2 separate regions of the Homo sapiens genome follow, and region 1 is linked to region 2. Evidence: chromatin loops called from intact Hi-C (ENCODE). Cell type or tissue: heart left ventricle. All regions are shown on one strand. Each heading gives the region's core, and the rest is flanking DNA. Links, peaks and the distances in the headings are about the cores only. Region 1 has its middle 11 kb from the start of ZNF366. Region 2 overlaps ZNF366 (zinc finger protein 366).

Evidence for each region. Peaks named below come from ENCODE experiments on the same cell type or tissue, not always from the same donor. Only the 100,000 strongest peaks of a DNase experiment are listed, where the experiment ranks them.
Region 1: it touches region 2 in a loop (4-fold over the local background); 44 of 110 quality-filtered maps call a loop at or near these places.

The regions. Positions count from the first base shown.
Region 1 is chr5:72,513,528-72,522,542 of GRCh38, reverse strand. No RefSeq gene overlaps it. Among named protein-coding and RNA genes, the nearest start is that of ZNF366, 11 kb to the right of the region's middle. In heart left ventricle, for the core only: no CTCF peak of the experiment used is centred there; a DNase peak (open chromatin) is centred at 4,372; H3K27ac peaks cover 2,607 bases.
Region 2 is chr5:72,448,234-72,457,248 of GRCh38, reverse strand. It overlaps ZNF366 (zinc finger protein 366), which reads left to right. Exons shown (of 5, transcript NM_152625.3): 3 at 654-845. Among named protein-coding and RNA genes, the nearest start is that of ZNF366, 55 kb to the left of the region's middle. In heart left ventricle, for the core only: no CTCF peak of the experiment used is centred there; DNase peaks (open chromatin) are centred at 4,568, 4,868 and 5,278; H3K27ac peaks cover 6,807 bases.

The DNA.
Region 1 (9,015 bases), core at 717-8,716, 65 kb before region 2:
GATTTACCTTACCTGGATCCTTTGGGATCCCAATTTAAAATGGTCATGATTTATTAAAATCCTGACTTCTGGTGGATTACAGGTCTTGCCTTTTGCCTCCTGGCCCCAGGAATTTACCAAAAATGAATTTCTTTAGGCTTAGCAAATGTTCTTAGAGCAAAATCAGATTCAGATGTTGGTTTTACTCTCTAGGTTCTCCTCTTCTTGATTTTCTTTTTGTAATTCCTCAATATATTGTTAATACTTTGATTCTTTTAAGAAGTTTTTTTTATATTTCATTCAGTTCTTTATGTTTCCTTAGTGGGAGGATTGGTCCAAATTTTCTAATCATCAATTATTGTGAGTAGAAGTTTCAGTTTATGTATTTATCAGCAGGAAAAATATCTTTCATAGCTTTCTATTTCTACTTTATGTTTATGAAATTGTTAGTCACTATAAAGCACTTTATATATACCAAGAATACATATATATATATATATATATATATATATATATATATATATATATATATATAAAACATATCCTACAGAACCAAAATTGTTATGTAGCATTTATCAAGTCCCTTTAAAGACCCAATCCGGTATGATATGAAATTGTTTATAATATAATTTTAAGTCGTGACTACTTCAGGTGTTTGATATTCAGTATGATAAATGTGTGCTTTACCAACTCATAAAAATATAATGGAAGATTCAGTGATCTATATATAACATACATACATAATATCATATCCCACCAAGTGTGCTTATTCATCCCACTGAATGAAAGTGTATTCCCCTTCCCTGGCCTCTTTCAGGTCTTTTCTCTATCCTCATCTTCTCAATGAAGACTTTCCTATATATCCTATTTAAAATTGCAAACTCCCCCACCCTATTCCTGCATTTCTTAATCTCTTCTTGTTTTTCGCTTTTCTCCATCATACATACTTATATACTAAACATTATATATCCTGGCTCTATCTATCACTGCCTCTGCAATCTTGGTAAATCTACTTAACATCTCAATTCCTCATTTTCCCTAGGTATAAAACAGCATGAAGAAAAGCATCCAACTCTTCTTCATCTGGATGCCTCACAGTGAGTATGGTGATAGATCACAAAGGGGGTTAAATTTTAATAAGATTGTTACCATTATTGTTGCATAATAGCATTTTTTATATTAATGTGCTGGATTGTAAGAAATGACCACAAATTCCTCCTATCTATATATGCACAAATACAGTCTAATCTTCATTCTCTTATATCTGGATAGCCTTATGACCTGCTTTGTGGTGGAAATGACACTGTATGTTTTAATTGCAGGCTTCAAGAGCCTATGTAGCATCCACTCTTACCCTCCTAGAACCCTGAGACATTTATGTGAAAAAGTCTGGGATAGCCTTCTTGAGAATGAGAGACGACATGAGAAGAGAGGCCCAGCCAACTTCTTGCATCGATTGCCAGTGAGTGAGAATGTCTTCGACCATATAATCCCAGTCAAGCCACTGGAAGAATGCAACCACCTAGGTAACAATAAACAAGACCAGCAGAAGAGCTGCCCATCAATCCCAGCCCCAACTGCTGACCCATAGAACCATGAGAAAATAAATAGAAAACTGAGACAGAAACTATTTGCTAAAGAGCAAAATTGACTAAGTCTTAGAAAATATTTGAATAGTTATTTGTCCAAGAAGCAAAAGAATAAAAGTTATACTCCCTTTTATAGTAATAAACCCCTACCTACCCAACTTTTCTGCAGATAATAATTTAAAACTTCAGAAAAATAGAAAAATATCTGAGGGCAAATAAAAACAGGCAGATATTACAGAAGAGTCTATACTTGAAGAAGGAAATACCACGAGTTAAGTTTTATGTTTTTCTTTTTTGTAGCTTTTATCCTGAGAGCAGGCTATAGCTGGTGCGACATGGGGGGTCACTGAAACTCAGATAGAAACCCACAGTTTTCCTGGCTTGCAGAACCAAATGTCAGAGTTCAAGGTGGCCACAGCTTCTTGAAAATAAGAGGGAAATTCCATGAAGGAGATAATCAGAGAGAAAGAAAGAGAGAGAAAGAGAGAGAGAGAGGGAGAAAGAGAGGACACCCAAATGTTGCCTAGAAATTTCTGGTTGAACCCTATGTCTCACATTTGTGGGACAGAGCTCAGGCCTCTCAGCTGAGGCTAAGAAAACAACTTGGATTTGAGCTGCTGCCTACTTCAGGGCATACAGAATTTGCAATTTGAATTCAGCCAAGATACCTGCCTGCCTAGAAAAAGCTGCACAATATTCTTTAGAACAGCATAACAGAATACAGAGTCTCTTCAATATATCATTTATAATAGACAGAATACATTCCAAAATTGCTCAACATTTGAAGAAAAAAAAAGACCCATTCTGAAGAGAAAAAAGAACAATTTGAAGATAATACAGGTGATAGAATTGGCAGACTAGATTTTAAAGTGGTTATTGTAGCTATACTTAAGGACATAAAGAAAAACATATTCCTAATGAATGAAAAGATAAGAAAGCTCAATAAAGAACTAAAAACTATTTTTTTCTTAAAAGAACCAAATAAAAATTCTAGAATTAAAAATTACAGTATCTAAAATAAAAAATTTACTGATTGGCCTTAACAGTAAAATAGAAATAACAGAAAAGTTAGTAAGCTTTAAAATCATTCAATAGAAGTTATTCAATGTGCAGAACAGAGAGAAGAGACATTGAAAAACAATGGGCAGGTCCTCTGGGAACAGTGGACAATATCAATAGGTCTAATACGTATGTAACTGGAGTCTGAGAAGGAGAAGAGAAAAAAATTGGTCAGAAAAAATATTTGAAAAAAAGTAAAAGGTGAAAATTATTCAAATTTAGAGAAAGGCATAAAGTTACAAATTTAGGAAGGAGAGCAATCCCCAAGCAGAAGAGGATTAAACACACACCTACACATGCCCACACACACACAGGAACATCAGAGTCAAACTGCTAAAAACCAGAGAACACAAAGGATCTTATTGTAGACTCATTCTACACCAAATAAAATACTACATCCAGAGTTTCATGAACTGTTTTTATTCAGGAAATTTTCAGTGTAGGATAAATTGCTGCTTTTCACTGGAGACACAAATCCTGGGTGTGAGGAGTTCATCCACACAGTCAGGGCCCCAGGAGGTGGGTGGTTGAGGAGGAGACTACCAGTCTTTCACTTCCATTTCAGCTGGGGAAGAGCTTCTGGAGGAGACAGGATGCTGTGAGCTCTCTGGAAGACAGAAAGATTTTGACATAAATAACTCTAAAATCAGGGAAAGAGAAGTGAGATCCTCATGGTAATCTTGAGAATGACCCAACCAGAGAATCTAGTGCCTTGGAGCCAAGGGAGTTTTTGAAATGGAATTAGCAGAAAGAAATCTGGGGGGAATGGGGAAGGCCCAGAAGATTTTGATCCTTACAGCATGTATTTCCTCATATGCTTTCCCTCCTTTCTCCCACAATTTAGCATAACCCTATTCAGGGTGGATCACTTTGAAACATAGGGAGGTAGATTCTTTCCCTTCCTTTTCACCAATAGATCAGAGATGTCTGGAGGTAGCTGCCTTGGGGAATGTGTGGCCTTGTTTTGACAAATGTGGACCTCTTAGTTCATAGAGGATGATGTTAATAATTGAAAACAAATAAATAACAAAACCTCCAAATGTAAACCCAAAGTTTGCTGCTTGTTATAATTATGTTTTTCATACTAGACTAGAAATAAGGCTATTGTGTTTTTGTTTGTAGTGTAAGCCTCTTTTTCTCTTTTTATTGCCCCTCCCTTACTTCTTCATCCCTCCATCCCACACCATCTTGTTTTAGGGGCAATATTCCCAAGGGAAGGTAGTAGTCCAAGAAATAGCTGGAGGCTGGTTGCCTGAGGTTGAGGCAAGGGCCTGGTGTGATCCCAGGCTGAACACCAGTGGGGAATAGTGCAATCCAGCAACATTATGGCCGGTCTTTCAGCCCGTCTGCAGCTCTTCCTGGAACACAGGCCTTTTCCTGTGTTTGAACTCACCGCCAATGGCTGTCCTACCAAAGGTAAACAGCAGCAGTCTAAGCAAACTACTCTGTTTCCAAAAGAAAGCTTTTAACTTTTCTTCTGGAGGAGGCAGGAGGGGGTTGTTTGAGGACTGGGTGGAGGAGAGAGAGGAGGTTAGACCAGAGGAAACACAAGTGACCCTGGAGCCTTGCCCTGCTGTGTTTCTTTCTTTTCTTTTCTTTTTTTTTTCTTTTCACCGCTCTCATTATTTTTGGCTGGCTCCTTTGTGCGTGCTGCCTCTATTCACTGACAGCTGCTTTGAACATCAGTCATATCAGGTCATGTGCCAAGCTGTGCGCCTCTGGTCACATCGCTCTGAGGCCTTGGGTTTTTTAGCTTCAAAGCATCTCACAAGCAGCGACCCGCCTCCTTCGGGGAGGGTGTTAAAAAAAAGGGGAAGCTTGGGACAGACTCATGAAACCTCTGGTGTTAAGGCTGGAAGCTTCGATCTCGTTTTGCAGAGGAAGAAATTAGGACTGAAGAAGTGTGGCAGAGGCCTACTTCCAGGGCCTTGTGGTCAGGACCGGGGGTAGAAGCCAGATCTATTCTTATCTAGTCTGAAGGTGTTCTTCCCACTCTTTGGATTTCAAACCAGATTTCTTAAGAAGTCTTAGCCTACCTCAAATGTGTCTCATTGATGATGATATTTTGAGAGCGAGGTGGGTGAAGGGGTGGGGCAAGGCGAATGCCCCATGGACAGAAACATCCTCCTCCTCCAAGTGAAGCCTCTTCTCTTTGGTCTCATTTACTCACATATTCATTCATTCAAAGTTGCTTGTTGAACAAATTTCACATGCCAAGTGTCTTCCAGACACCGGAATACAGCAGTGACCCAGCAAAGTCTGATTCCCATGAAGCTTACATTCTGTTGTTTGAATTTGTTTCCAAGGAGGATTATTTTTTGGTGAAAGAGTTCTGTTGATTTTTTTTCTCCTTTAAACAAAATAACATCTTTTCAACATCTAGCCTTCAGAGTATTAACTGGCATTCGTTAAGGACTTGCAACACTAGGTATAGTCACCATCTAAAGCAAATTAGCTGCTTATCTTCTAACCCATGGTAATGTAAAATCTATGAAGAAAAGACACCTAAAAAGAAAACTTGCCTAGACAGCATCACCTCCACTCACTAACAAATGTGGGAAAGAAATAAACAAGTCGATGGCGTAGTTGGTGAGTTAAACTCCTGTGGCTTGTAGTCTACAAAGGGACACTAATACATTCACTTTTTTGTTATCTCATATACGATACAGGGTGGTGAAAAAATACGTGACTATTTTACAGCAGACCCCTTGGTTGGTGGTGTGGTGAAGGTGGATGCAGCAGTTAACAGCCTTAGTCAGTTTCAGAGTCAAACTTTGAGAGCCACCCACCTGTGAATATTCCCACCTGGGATATTTGGTTTGAAAAGTTAGAGCCAAAATTGTAAACTAGCAGCCTCTCAGCTGCTGAGTATATCACTTATCTTTTGTTACATAACAAATTATACCAACACTTGCTGGTTTTAAAATAAATGTTTATTATCTTATAGTTTCTATAGGGCAGGAATTCAGAAACAGCTTATCTGAGTGGTTTGGCTGAGGATCTCTGATGAGGTTGCATTCAGTGTGGCAGGGGCTGCCATGGTCTAAAAGTGTGACTGGGCTGGATGCTGGATCCATTGCCAAGACAGTGCACTCAAAAGGCTGTTAGTGGGAGCCTCAGTTTCTCTCCATGTGGCCCTCTCCATAGATTACTTGGGTATCCTCATGACATGGCTGCTAATTTCCCCCCAAAGCAAGCAATCCAAGAAAGTGTAAAAAAGGAGGGAACCCCAATGCCTTCAGTGACTATGTCTTCTAAGTCCCTTACTGTCACTTCTGCCTTATCCTGCTTTTATGTCCAACTCACACTGAAAGGATAGGTAATTAGATGTCATCTCTCAAAGAAAGGAACATCAAAGAATTTGGGGACGTATTTTAAAACCCTAACACTAGGTCCCCTTCACACATATAATTTATTTTTTTCTTAAGTTATTTTATTTTATTTTATTTTGAGAGGGTCTTGCTCTGTTGCCAAGGCTTGAGTGCAGCGGGGTTATCACTGCTCACTGCATCCTTGACCTCCCAGGCTCAAGCAATCCTCTCACCTCAGCCTCCCAAGTAGCTGGGACCACAGGCGTGCACCACTCTGCCCAGCTAATTTTCTTATTTTTTGGCCAGGCGCAGTGGCTCATGCCTGTAATCCCAGCACTTTGGGAGGCCAAGGCAGGCGGATCATGAGGTCAGGAGATCGAGACCATCCTGGCTAACATGGTGAAACCCCGTCTCTACTAAAAATATACAAAAAATTTGCCGGGTGTGGCGGTGGGCAGCTGTAGTCCCAGCTACTGGGGAGGCTGAGGCAGGAGAATGGCGTGAACCTGGGAGGCGGAGCTTGCGGTGAGCCAAGATTGGGCCACTGCACTCCAGCCTGGGTGACAGAGTGAGACTCCATCAAAAAAAAAAAATTAAATTAATTTTCTTATTTTTCTCCTGTAGAGACGGGTCTTGCTATGTTGACCAGGCTGGTTTCAAACTCCTGGCCTCAAGCAATTCTATGGTCTTGGCTGCCCAAAGTGTTGGGATTACAAGCCTGAGCCACCATGTCTGGCCCAATTCTAAAATTTTTAAATTGTAGATTCCACATAAGTATTCAGATTTTTTTCTTACTTTTTAAAAAAAATATGGTCACACTAGGCCTATGTGCTCACAAAACACTTTATATTGAACACAAACTCTTTAATTTGCCATACTCCCCACCAAATCCTCTGTATTAAACATAGCACACTTATTTAACACATGTGTGTTACCTGCTTGGATGATTTAAAAAGTTGAGTTTAGAGCTAAATACTGATCTAGATTTAATGAGACTGGAAGACATGGCAATGGAATTGAAGAAAGAAGCCTGACCCCTGGTGTGAGTTGAATCCCAGAAGATTGGGAAATGAGACACGTTGTGGGTTTTCTTAGAGTGGCAGCAACCTTGCATTACACCTGCATAGGACTGTAGAGATGACAGGGGCAACTGTGGCGATCTGGGCGTGAGGCAATAGTCAAATAGATTTGGCAGACATTCTTGTGGTGGAACTTGACACTGAGTGTGTAGAGTCACCAGGGGAACCAGCCCCCTTGAGAGGACCATGAATGACCCAGCGTGGATAAAGGCTCGGTGCTGTCTTCCTGAAACTGCCTGAGCCCTAGGTCTGGGACTACCTAAGGAAGGATCCATGTGGGATCCATTAAAAATAATGATATAGAACTGTTAGCCAACTTTGTCAAGGAGGGGAACTCTAATCATATTTAATTTAATGTATAAAAATAAATAAAGTTATTTCCTGTCCCTGGTGTGCCACAGACACATAAATAAGCATTTAGAATGCTTGAAGAGAGCCTACAAGCAGAGGAAAAGGCTTTACAACCTCTCTGGAGGAGACTGTGAAAAGGTGAGCTTTACTAAATTACGGAAATGAATACTGGAGAATGATTAGCCTAATAATAAACCCACAGTTGACAGTGCACTCAAAAGGCTGTTAGTAGGAGCCCTCCGTTTCTCTCCATGTGGATCTCTCCATGGGTTACCTGGGTATCCTCATGACATGGCTGCTAATTTACCCCCAAAGCAAGCAATCCAAGAGAGAATAAACAAGGTCATGCCTGTAATCCCAGCACTTTGGGAGGCTGAGGCAGGCAGATTATCTGAGGTCAGGAGTTCGAGACCAGCCTGGCCAACATGATGAAACCCTGTCTCTACTAAAAACACAAAAATTAGCTGTGCATGGTGGCACGTGCCTGTAATCCCAGCTACTAGTGGTGGCTGAGGCAGGAGGATCACTTGAACCTGGGAGGCAGAGGTTGCAGTGAGCTGAGATTGTGCCATTGCACTCCAGCCTGGGCAACAGAGCGAGACTCTGTCTCAAAAAAAAAAAAAAAAAAAAAAGAGTAAACAAGGAGGACTTGTTTTACTTGTAGTATGACTACAGCCATTCCCCAACTTAAAAATGTTTGTTTGCTCATACCAGATATTTGGAGCTCAGACTGCATGTTCCTTGGTGGTTAAGTCCGCAAGCCAGTTGTGATATGGTGAAATATATATTTGGCCTTGGTCCTCATTTCCTGGCATACAACTCCTAAAATCCTTGGAATCTTCAAAATGATGTGTCTTTTGGTATGCTAATGAGTTGACTGGTGGCCGGCAGCCCAAGGTAGCTTCAGAATGGGGGCTGGTCACAGGAAAGACCAAGTTGTAATTACAGAATTGGGACTCTCAGCCTCACCCCCCTACCTCCAGGAAGGGGAGAGGGGCTGAAGGTTAAATTGATATCAATGGCCAATGACTTACCCAATCATGCCAATATAATGAAACTTTCATAAAAACCCAAAAGGACTGGGTTTGAGAGCTTCTGGATGGCATGCCCAGAGAGGACATGGAAGTTTCGCCCTCCTTCTTCCATATTTTGCCCTATCCAACTCTTCATCTGGTGTTCATTGGTATCCTTTGTAATATCCTTAATAATAAACTAGTAAATGTAAGTAACCTGAGTTCTGTGAGCTACTCTAGCAAATTAATTGAACCTGAGGAGGGGGTCATGGGCATACTGATTTATAGCTGATTAGTCAGAAGTACAGGTGAAACAACCTGGGGCTTTTGATTGGCATCTGAAGTGGAGGAAAGTATCATAGGACTGAATCCTCAACTTGTGGGATCTGATACTGTCTCTAGGTAGATAGTGTGGACACTGAATTGAATTAGGACACCCTACTGGTGTCTACTGAAGAATTGGTTGATTCCTAGGTGTGTGGGGAAAACTCTCATACATCTGGTGTCAGAAGTGTTCTGTGTTGTGAAAGCATAGCAGGAAAAACTGAGAGTTTCTTTCCTATATCCCCAGACTAGTTCTTAAAACCATATGTGCTGGAACTCTGTTATAACACCAGCAATCTACAAAGTGTAA
Region 2 (9,015 bases), core at 628-8,627:
TTCCTTAATTCAGAAAGCTACCTCTTGCCAAATTTCTTTATAAGAAGGAGCTGGCTTAGGGAAGGCTCCATAACCATGTCATTGTGGAGGTCAGTGTGGCCTGTGGGAACCCAGGGGACCAACTTGAGAGGGTGATTATCAAGTTGTAATTTAAGTTGTAATTTACTGCAGTGTGGATATAAGTTGTTCTGGGATTTTCAAGTCCATTAATGAGAACCCAAGAGAACATTGGTTTCCATAAGGGAAATGATAATATCATTTTGGAAGATTTTTTTTTCATTATCATGAAAGCTGGATTATGGACTCATATTGCATATCAGCCCATAGTGCTCTTACTAAAAGCCTGTTAATCCTCAAGAACTATCACTGGAGACTTAACCCCAGCAGCAGCTGGAACAACAAAAGCAAGAGCTTTCTTTTCCTCTAATAGTCTGGCTAGTTTATGGTTTTCAGAAGGAAAAAAAAGGTTATATAATCAACACTTTTCAAGAAAATAGTAATTTAACAAGGCTGAAGCTACACCATTTGAAACTCAACATCTATCACCAAGCTCTTTGTGGATTTATGTGGCAGAGAGGAAAATGAAGCCTATGATCCTGATGAAAGCATGTTACCTGTCAATCACCACTTTTCTGAATCTTGCCTCCCTGCAGGGTGTGAAGGAGCATAAGTGTGGGATTTGTGGGCGGGAGTTCACCCTGCTGGCCAACATGAAGCGACACGTGCTGATCCACACCAACATCCGCGCCTACCAGTGTCACCTCTGCTACAAGAGCTTCGTGCAGAAGCAGACCCTCAAGGCACACATGATCGTCCACTCTGACGTGAAGCCTTTCAAATGCAAGGTGGGCAGTGGGACTAGAGAGGAACCAGAGGGTTGTGCAAATGCCTGATGGGAAAGGGTCCCCAGGGAGCCTTCTACTCTGTTTCATCAGTGGGGCTACGGGGGCTCAGAGTAGGTCCGTGGCCAACCCCAGGTCCCATCTGCCACTCTATCCCTCTCTGCACGCCCCACTTACATCATGCCAGGCTGGAGGTCCCTAAGGAGCCTGCCCTATTTGTCTCACTGTGGCATCCATGCCCAGGGGTAGAGCCAGGCACTAGGGAAAGGTCTGAGGGTGGAAGGCCCTTTTGGAGAAGGAGGCTGTTAAAGGATGCAAGTAATGTGGAGAGCCTTTGTTCTAGAGAGGAGAAGGCAAGTTTAGCCTTCTTCTCCTTACAAGGCAATGAGCAGGACATAGAAAAGAGTCAGAGAAGCTTCTAGCACAGCTTCCCCCCCACCCACCGCCACCTCCTCTCCTCTCCTTGCCTCTTGACACTTGGGCTGAGCCATATGTTTAGTTTGAGGGCAGGCCTCCTAGAGACGGTGAGAGGGATTCCAAAGCTAGCCCCTCAGAGGCCCTCAGAAATGCTTGCTGGGGCTGTGGAATAACTGCGAGCACAGTCACTTCAAGTGCCTTTCACCTATTGCTAAGTGCCATGTAGCACAGGGATGGAGCATCTTTGTTAAAATATCTGTTAGACTAATTTGGTTGGGTTTGTATTTCATCAGCCGAGAAAACGTGTGAGCTGGAGATTTGTAAAACCCAAGGCGCTGACGGGCATTACTCAGAAATGCTCCGGCTCCCCGAGGCTGTCCCCACCCCACAAGAGTGTTTCCTCTCTCTACTTCTAAAATGAGGAGAGAGCATTGGCCATGACTGGGTTTAATCCGAGTGATGTACTGGCCAAGTGTCATCCGGTCATGAAGAAGGCTGAGGGGGAAGAAGAGGGAAATTACCACATTCAGATATCGTTACAGCCCTTCTGTTTGAAATGGAGGTTTTTTCTCTCTGCTACTGGGTACCTAATCGGGTTCAAATGATACTCTGCTGATCTATATTCCTGAAGTGGGGTTCCCTGTTTCCAGGGACTGTTCCTGCTTTAATACCTCTGCAGTGTGGCCCCACTTGAAGGAATCCCCTGTGAAGCTGACTTCTTTCCTGTGTTGGCAACTCTTGGAAGGGGTGAGGGGTCAGACACCAGAGCTTCCCTAGACCTGTGTGGGCATTGTCCAGAGGTGGGAGAGGGAGGCTTCTCCCTCCAGCCCTTTTCCTGCCACCCACTTCTGTTTCCCCTCCTTTTCTTCATATTCCCAGTGGTTCGAAAGTCAATTTACATCCGTCTAAAGCAAGAATCAGCTTCATGCAGCACAGGCCACATATTTTTCAGGACTCAATGCAAAATGGAAATGCAAGGCTCCTTGTTCAAACATTACCAGGAGTTAAAGATGATGGAAGCAGAGCATTAAGCCAAACTCAGGAGCTTTCTGACTATGGGACCTTGTGTTGTATGCCCATGAAGTGAGGCCTTGGCTGCATGCAGCGATGGACTCCACGGCCTCCTCTTCTCTCTCTCTTTAGGGACTTCTTTCATTTCCTTCCCACTTCACTGAGCCCCCAGAGCACTTCACATTTCACAGAGCTGTTTCTTCTTGCAAAGGGTTTACTGTCTCCTACAATGGAGGTTCAAGCAGGTCTCTTTGCCATTCTTCATTCCTTGTGTTGAGTTTACTCTTGGGCTTCAAGCATTAACTGAATTTTTAATCTTATCAACTGATAGTGGTGGAGTCAAGTTGCTAAAATATGAAGAGAGCCATTAACATAGTTTATAATCCCCTGAAAATTCACATCTGTCAAGTTCAGCCATCTCCTACCTCCACCTCATCAATTCTGGTCCAGTAGCAGTGGTAAAACCAGGCAGAAAACGTTCCTGAAATATAGGGTTAGGTCAGGGGGCAAAGCCAGTGTAGGTTGTGTGTGGTTTGAGGGTACAAAGGCATTTCTGCTTCTCTACCCTCAGGGGCTTGGAGGACTTCTTGGACCAGGTAGTATCTGAGGATCTAGAGGGTTCTCTCTAGTATTAGTGCACAAGAAACTGCAAGGTGCTATGGAACCTGGGCCTTTGATGCAATGAGCAATCCCAGCTTGATGTTCAGGGCCTCCTTTCATGAACGATGGCTCCTTCCTGCTCCACTCCAATGATGGTGCATGTACATGGTCCAAAAGATGTTGGATGCTCAGCTTTACAGTTCAGAAACTATTTTACCCATTTCTTGAGGTTAGATGAGGCTCCATGTCTGGTCCACACCATCACAACCCATAAGAGAGTGGTTTATAAAGTAGAATGCCAGCTTTGAAACAATGCACAGCTTATATTTTACAATGGGAGAGATGGGCCTGGCACAGGAATTGGACTGGTCATTTGCAAAGGTTGCTTCTTCCTGTTGGTAAGTCCTCTCAGGAGACCTCACTAGAGGTCAGGAGGCTCCCTAGAGAGTGTCATCTATCATCAGACAAAAAGAATTGGATGTGAAAGGGCGTTCTTGTGAAGCAATGGAGAAGGTGGGCCTTCTCCATTCTTAGCCATTTGTGAAACAAGAATGAGTGTCAGCCACCTTGACTCACAGCCCTCTGTCTCTGAGACAGTGCTCAAAGCATACAGTCAGGGTCTTCCTCTCCCTGTCCCCATCTCCCATCAGTGTCACCCTGCTGGGTGCCCTCTTTGTACCATTGCCCTTCTTCATTTCAACAGACTTGCAGAGCATGTCTGGGTTTACAGATTATGTCACAAGGCTCTTTGCATTTGTAAACTAGCTCCAGGTCACATGGTGGCGTGAGCCATCTCAAGATGCTGTCCTGTGGTTCTTGCTTCCCAACTATGCTGTGCTAGATTCTTGGAAATTTGGCCTTGGTTGAAGGTTGTTGGGGATTTGGGAGTTGACAGAGGGATGGAGGGCCATTTGCCCATTGCAATGCAGTTCACAGCCATCTGAGAGACATGGCTGGCTGGCTGCTCCGTGGTGTTGGAGTACAAGCCAGGCAACTGAACTTGTGTTTTGTTGCCATAACAGGGAAGAGCCATCCACTTCATGTCTTGTGATTGACGTGGCTGGGCAGAAGAGGCAGTCTTCGTTCTCTCTCCTTTACCCAAAAACTCACAACAAGGAAGAGGCTTTTAGTAACAGAGTCTAATTTTGGGGGATTCTCACCATTAAAATTCCTTCTTAACATGCATCCTTCCTCCTGTCTCAATATGAACTGATCTTCTCCAGCCCAGTGCTCAGTGGAAACAGCTGTCCCTAGCACGCAGAAATGTTCACTCACTGTGGGATTAGGCATTAACAATAGGATGGAAAATTAGAGGAGAGGAAAGGTTTCCATTCCATGTTTCTTTTCTTTTTTTCCTTATAAAAAAGTTACTGCCCTTCTCGGCTCTTTTGCTGTTGGCTGGACTTTTGGACTCGTGCTTCTTGGAGCCAGCTGGAGTTTTTCCAGAGATCTGCGCCTGTAGACTTAAGCCACTTTTCAGAAATATGCTTCCCAGATTCTGGGTAAGCACACAGGGGTTGATTTGGAGCCTATCCTTGTAGTGGCCAAACTCCATAACAGCAAAGAACCAGCTGCCGTCTTCGGGAAACCTGTCCAGGAAAAACAGCCATCCAGAATTTCCGGGACAAATTCTCTTTTGAGATGGGTGAAGCCGGCAGCTGCCTAAGTTATGAATCACCAGGTCATCTGAAACCTTGTCTGTAGCAGAAGGCTGAAGGCCAGAGGGCAGAGCTGTCAGAATAGGGATGAGATCTCCCTGCAGAGGGGTTCCACCACTGTTGTCAAACTGGCTCCATTTTCCCCTCACTTTCTTTGACGCTCCAGGAAGGAAGAAACCAGATGGGGGGCTTTGAGGGGCCCAGTGTTTGGGGTCAGAGTTTTCAGGCTGGCATGGAGGGGGTTAAGGCAGTGACCAGATAGCAGCCTTTTGGCAGCAAAGCCCTCCTCAGCAGAAGGAAGGATATAGCCGTATGAACTGCCTGCTTAACAATGCCTCACATGTCCCCAGGGGACCGCCTGCAAATAGATTTCATCTTGCTTTCTCTTGTACTTTTCAAAGCTTCCTGTTTTCTCACGGTCCTTTTGGACAGTTTACAGTCTCTCTCTCCCTCCCTCCCTCTCTCTCCCTTTGAGGAAAGGAACACCCTTCTTATTAAAAGAGAGAGAGGGAGAAGAATGTGCGGGAAGGGCAGTTTCACGGAGGCCATTCTCCTCAGCTGCAGGCCACAGCTCTCTGACCTCTTCTCTCTGAATAGGAAAACACAGGCTTCCTGGTGCATCTCATTTTTAAAGCTCACACCAGGCTGGCTGGGGCGAGGCGGTGTGCTGCTTCTGGCCCCAGCCCAGTGGCTGCCCACTGCTATCACCCTGTCTCTGGCCACAGCCGACTTCTCCATGGCTGTCAGCATGGCCACTGGGGTTCATGGCAAGTGCCTGAGGTGCCTCCAGGCTCTGGACCAGGGAGGAGAAGGGTGCCAGGAGGCCGGGACGAGGAGGCCCGGAGCACACAGGCATCCGTCAGCTGTTCAAAGGGCAGACTAAGGATGGGGGAGCCAAATAACTCGGCCCTCTCCCAGCCCTGAACCTTGGATGAAGCCTCTTTTTCCATCCTCATTTCCTAGACCTGGGGCAGGCACAACCGCTTGCATTTCTACTACACTCCAAGTAGCCTGGTGGGTATATTTACTAAGCAGATTCCTCATTTGGCTCTTCCTTTAATATTCCCCTCATCTTCAAAGAGCTTTCCATTTCTGGAATGTAAAAGAATCTACTATATACACCATAATGATAGTAAAAAGAGCTAATATTTATTGAGCTCTTACTATTTGCCAAGTCCTTCTTGTGAATTATCTCACTTGATCCTCACAACAACCTTCATAGGAAACAATGACTATTATCAACATTATACAGAAGAGAAAATGGAGCAAGCTCTCTGTCCTTCTGTGTCTACACCTCCTCTCACTACTCTGACATCTCAAAGCCTAATAACCCATGCAACCCACGTTTAAAGGGCACTTTAAAATATTTTTTTCCATTTTTTATTAAATTTTGAAGTCTACCTCCATCTTAAAAAGCGGGTGGATGGAGAAGCTGAGATTTCATGTCAAGACACACTGACGGTGTTCCTTGGAGTGACCGAGAGGTCAAGCGGGGGCACGCTGGTGGAGATGCGCACCTGCGCAATGAGATCAGAGTCCTCACCACTCCAGCGGCTTCCTGAACCAACATCCACTCCTATTTTCATCTCCACAGACCTTGGCAGAGATGATTCAGCAGGTCCTGCTTGGGCACACTCTTAGCTTCACATCACATGATTTAAGGAGACCTTGACTTCAATGGCTGCTTTTCTCTGGAGAAGAACCTAGAGATTTGGTGGTCCTTCCTATCCATTCCTCCTCCCTCTCGTCTAACTCCCATCCCCTAGTGTGACAATTCTGCTTGGGGCTCACATCTCAGGCTCCACCCAAGAGCACTGTGATTCACTGGCCCCATCCTCTTTCTCTGGCCTCTCTTTACTAACAGTGTGTGAGAGGTTTCTCTCTTGAGTTTCACAGACATAAAATATCTCCATACACTTGGGTGTTTTCAGATGAGGACAATCTTCTGTGAAAGATGAGAAGGCCAAGTGTTCTGGATAAGAACCTAAAGGCTTGGTGGAAGGTCAGAGGCTGAGAGGAAGAAGCTAAGTACCTACCGCCCAGGTGTGAATGGAGCCCGAGTATCTCAGGTCCTGTGTTAATTGGCTCTATCCTTCTGCCACTGAGGAGTTTAGTTTGAAAACTAATAGGTTTTGTGGGAAAAGGATGAGAGCTGGTGATGGCTGCTTTTTAGAATTTTGCATGAAGTAATGATATTTCTCTGACTTGTTTATTTCCCCAACCAAAGACTTAGGCATTCAGAAGTGTACCATATGTGTAGTCCTGTGCTTGATACTGAGTTGGCTGCAAAGAAAAGGAAGTCAGCTCATTGGAGACTCCCTGGGATGCTGTTTAGAGCCCAGACACCATTTTACCAGGCGCTCACCCCTGTGCATGGAGTTGGGGAAGGGAAATAGATGGGACCTTGGGGCAGGTGAATTGCAAGGTCTACAGTACCCCAAGGTCCCAGAAGGTGTGGCAGCAACAAGAATTTGATCATTGTCACAATAGTAGTTACCTTACTTGTGGTGTAAGGTTGACTGAAGTGTCTGAAAATATCTTATGAAGAGACTTTATCTTTGTGTACAACAAACTGCACTCTACACATTTTTCACAGTTAGGCTAAAATTCCATCCCCTTTCCAAAACCTTCTCAGACCAGTTCAGTTTCTAAGGCTTCAGCAACCACAGATAATAACTGAAAGAATTTCTCTCATCATGCGAGCCAAGTGCAGAAGGTGCTTGTCACTTCTTTTCAATGACCTCTTTCTGGCCTATAGGACCACCAGACCCCGTTCATGCCTGGACTAGTGCAGTAGCCTAATTGATCTTCTGGCCTTCAGCTTCTCTCCCGCTACATGCCTTGTCCTTAACCACTCATGGCTTTTCCTTTGATCAATTCTTCCGTGGCTATGTTTCCCACCCCTTTCCTCACTCAGCAGATGCTTACTGAGGAACTATGATGTGTCACGCCAATACTAGGCAGATAATAAATAAAAAAGCAGGCAAAGCTTTAATGCATGTTGCAGTCTCCTGAGTGAGAACATATCTGAACCAAATACTGGTTATACTCAGCAATTGTAACAGCAGCTTCACTCCAAATAACCAGGAACCATCCCACAATCCAAATGAGGTAAGCTTTTTCTAAAAATGACCCGTGACTGGAAATCCCTAATGTAGAATCTCTAGGTTCAAAGCTTCTTTTTGGCCTGGCATGGTGGCTTACCCCTGTAATCCCAGCACTTTGGGAGGCTGAGGCGGATGGATCACTTGAGGTCAGGAGTTTGGGACCGGCCTGGCCAACATGGCCAGAGATCCCCATCTCTACTAAAAATACAAAAATTAGCCAGGCGCCTGTAGTCCCAGCTACTTGGCAGGCTGAGGCACGAGAATCACTTGAACCTGGGAAGTGGAGGCTGCAGTGAGCCAAGGTGGCACCACTGCACTCCAGCCTTGACAACAGAGCGAGACTCCATCTCAAAAAAAAAAAAAAACCTTTCAGCCATGATGGTGGAGAAGTGGGCAAATTAAGCTAATAAATACAACTCTAATAGAACTTTTATACATGTGCATGCTGAGCCACAGATTGATACATCTTAATAAATTATCTCAATTGAGAATAAAAGAGTCATCTATCTTACATATTGCTTTTCTTGAGAAAGTTGGAATTAGACCAATTCTGTCATCCTTTTCCCCTCTTAGGTCACCATTTTCAAATGAATGTGGTGTGCAGGTGCTCTGTCTGGATGCTGAGCTTGGAACCCCACCCTGTAGGCCAAATTCATTCATGCTAGTAAGAGAGAGCAAAAGTGAGGAAAGTACTTACAATTCTCAAACATGAATCATTCAAGAATACAGAACCAGCCATTTATTATCCATACATGGACCCAGCATTCTTCTACGCTAAACTCCCCAAATCATCATTTGAGAGGTCTATCTACTCTTTCAAGACGAGCTCAACACTCATCTCCCATAGCCAACTAATGAAATTATTGCCTTCATTAATAAAAATTAGTCCAGAATCCCCAGCATTGGCCCTAAAAATATATCTCAGTGAGAAAGGAAAACTGGTGTAAGCCTCAGAGGATGCCTCACCCTGAGTGTCTCTGTGGCCTCTCTCACTACATAGTGCAGCCCCAGCTCCACTGGCCTCTGAGGTTGGGGAGGGAAGGAGAATTCTCCTCCCTTAACATTCTTGTCCAATCACAGACACAAAATCACTGTTTGCATTCCTCCTGCCACAGCCAAGGAAGGGCTGAAATTGTCCTGTTCTAGTAAGGCTTGGGGACAACAAAAGCACCCCCAGAGAAGTCTGCTTCTGGGTTGCGCTTTCTGCATATACAAAATCACCTGTGAGAAGAAAGTTCTGCTCCTCTTCCAAAAGCAGTTGGAGAACCAGTTGTCCTTCATGTATTTGCACTTTGATTGAAATAGAGAGAATGACGAGAAAGAAAGAAAGAGTATAAAACATGCTTACTTCCTGTACACCTGAGATACTACTCTCACTAC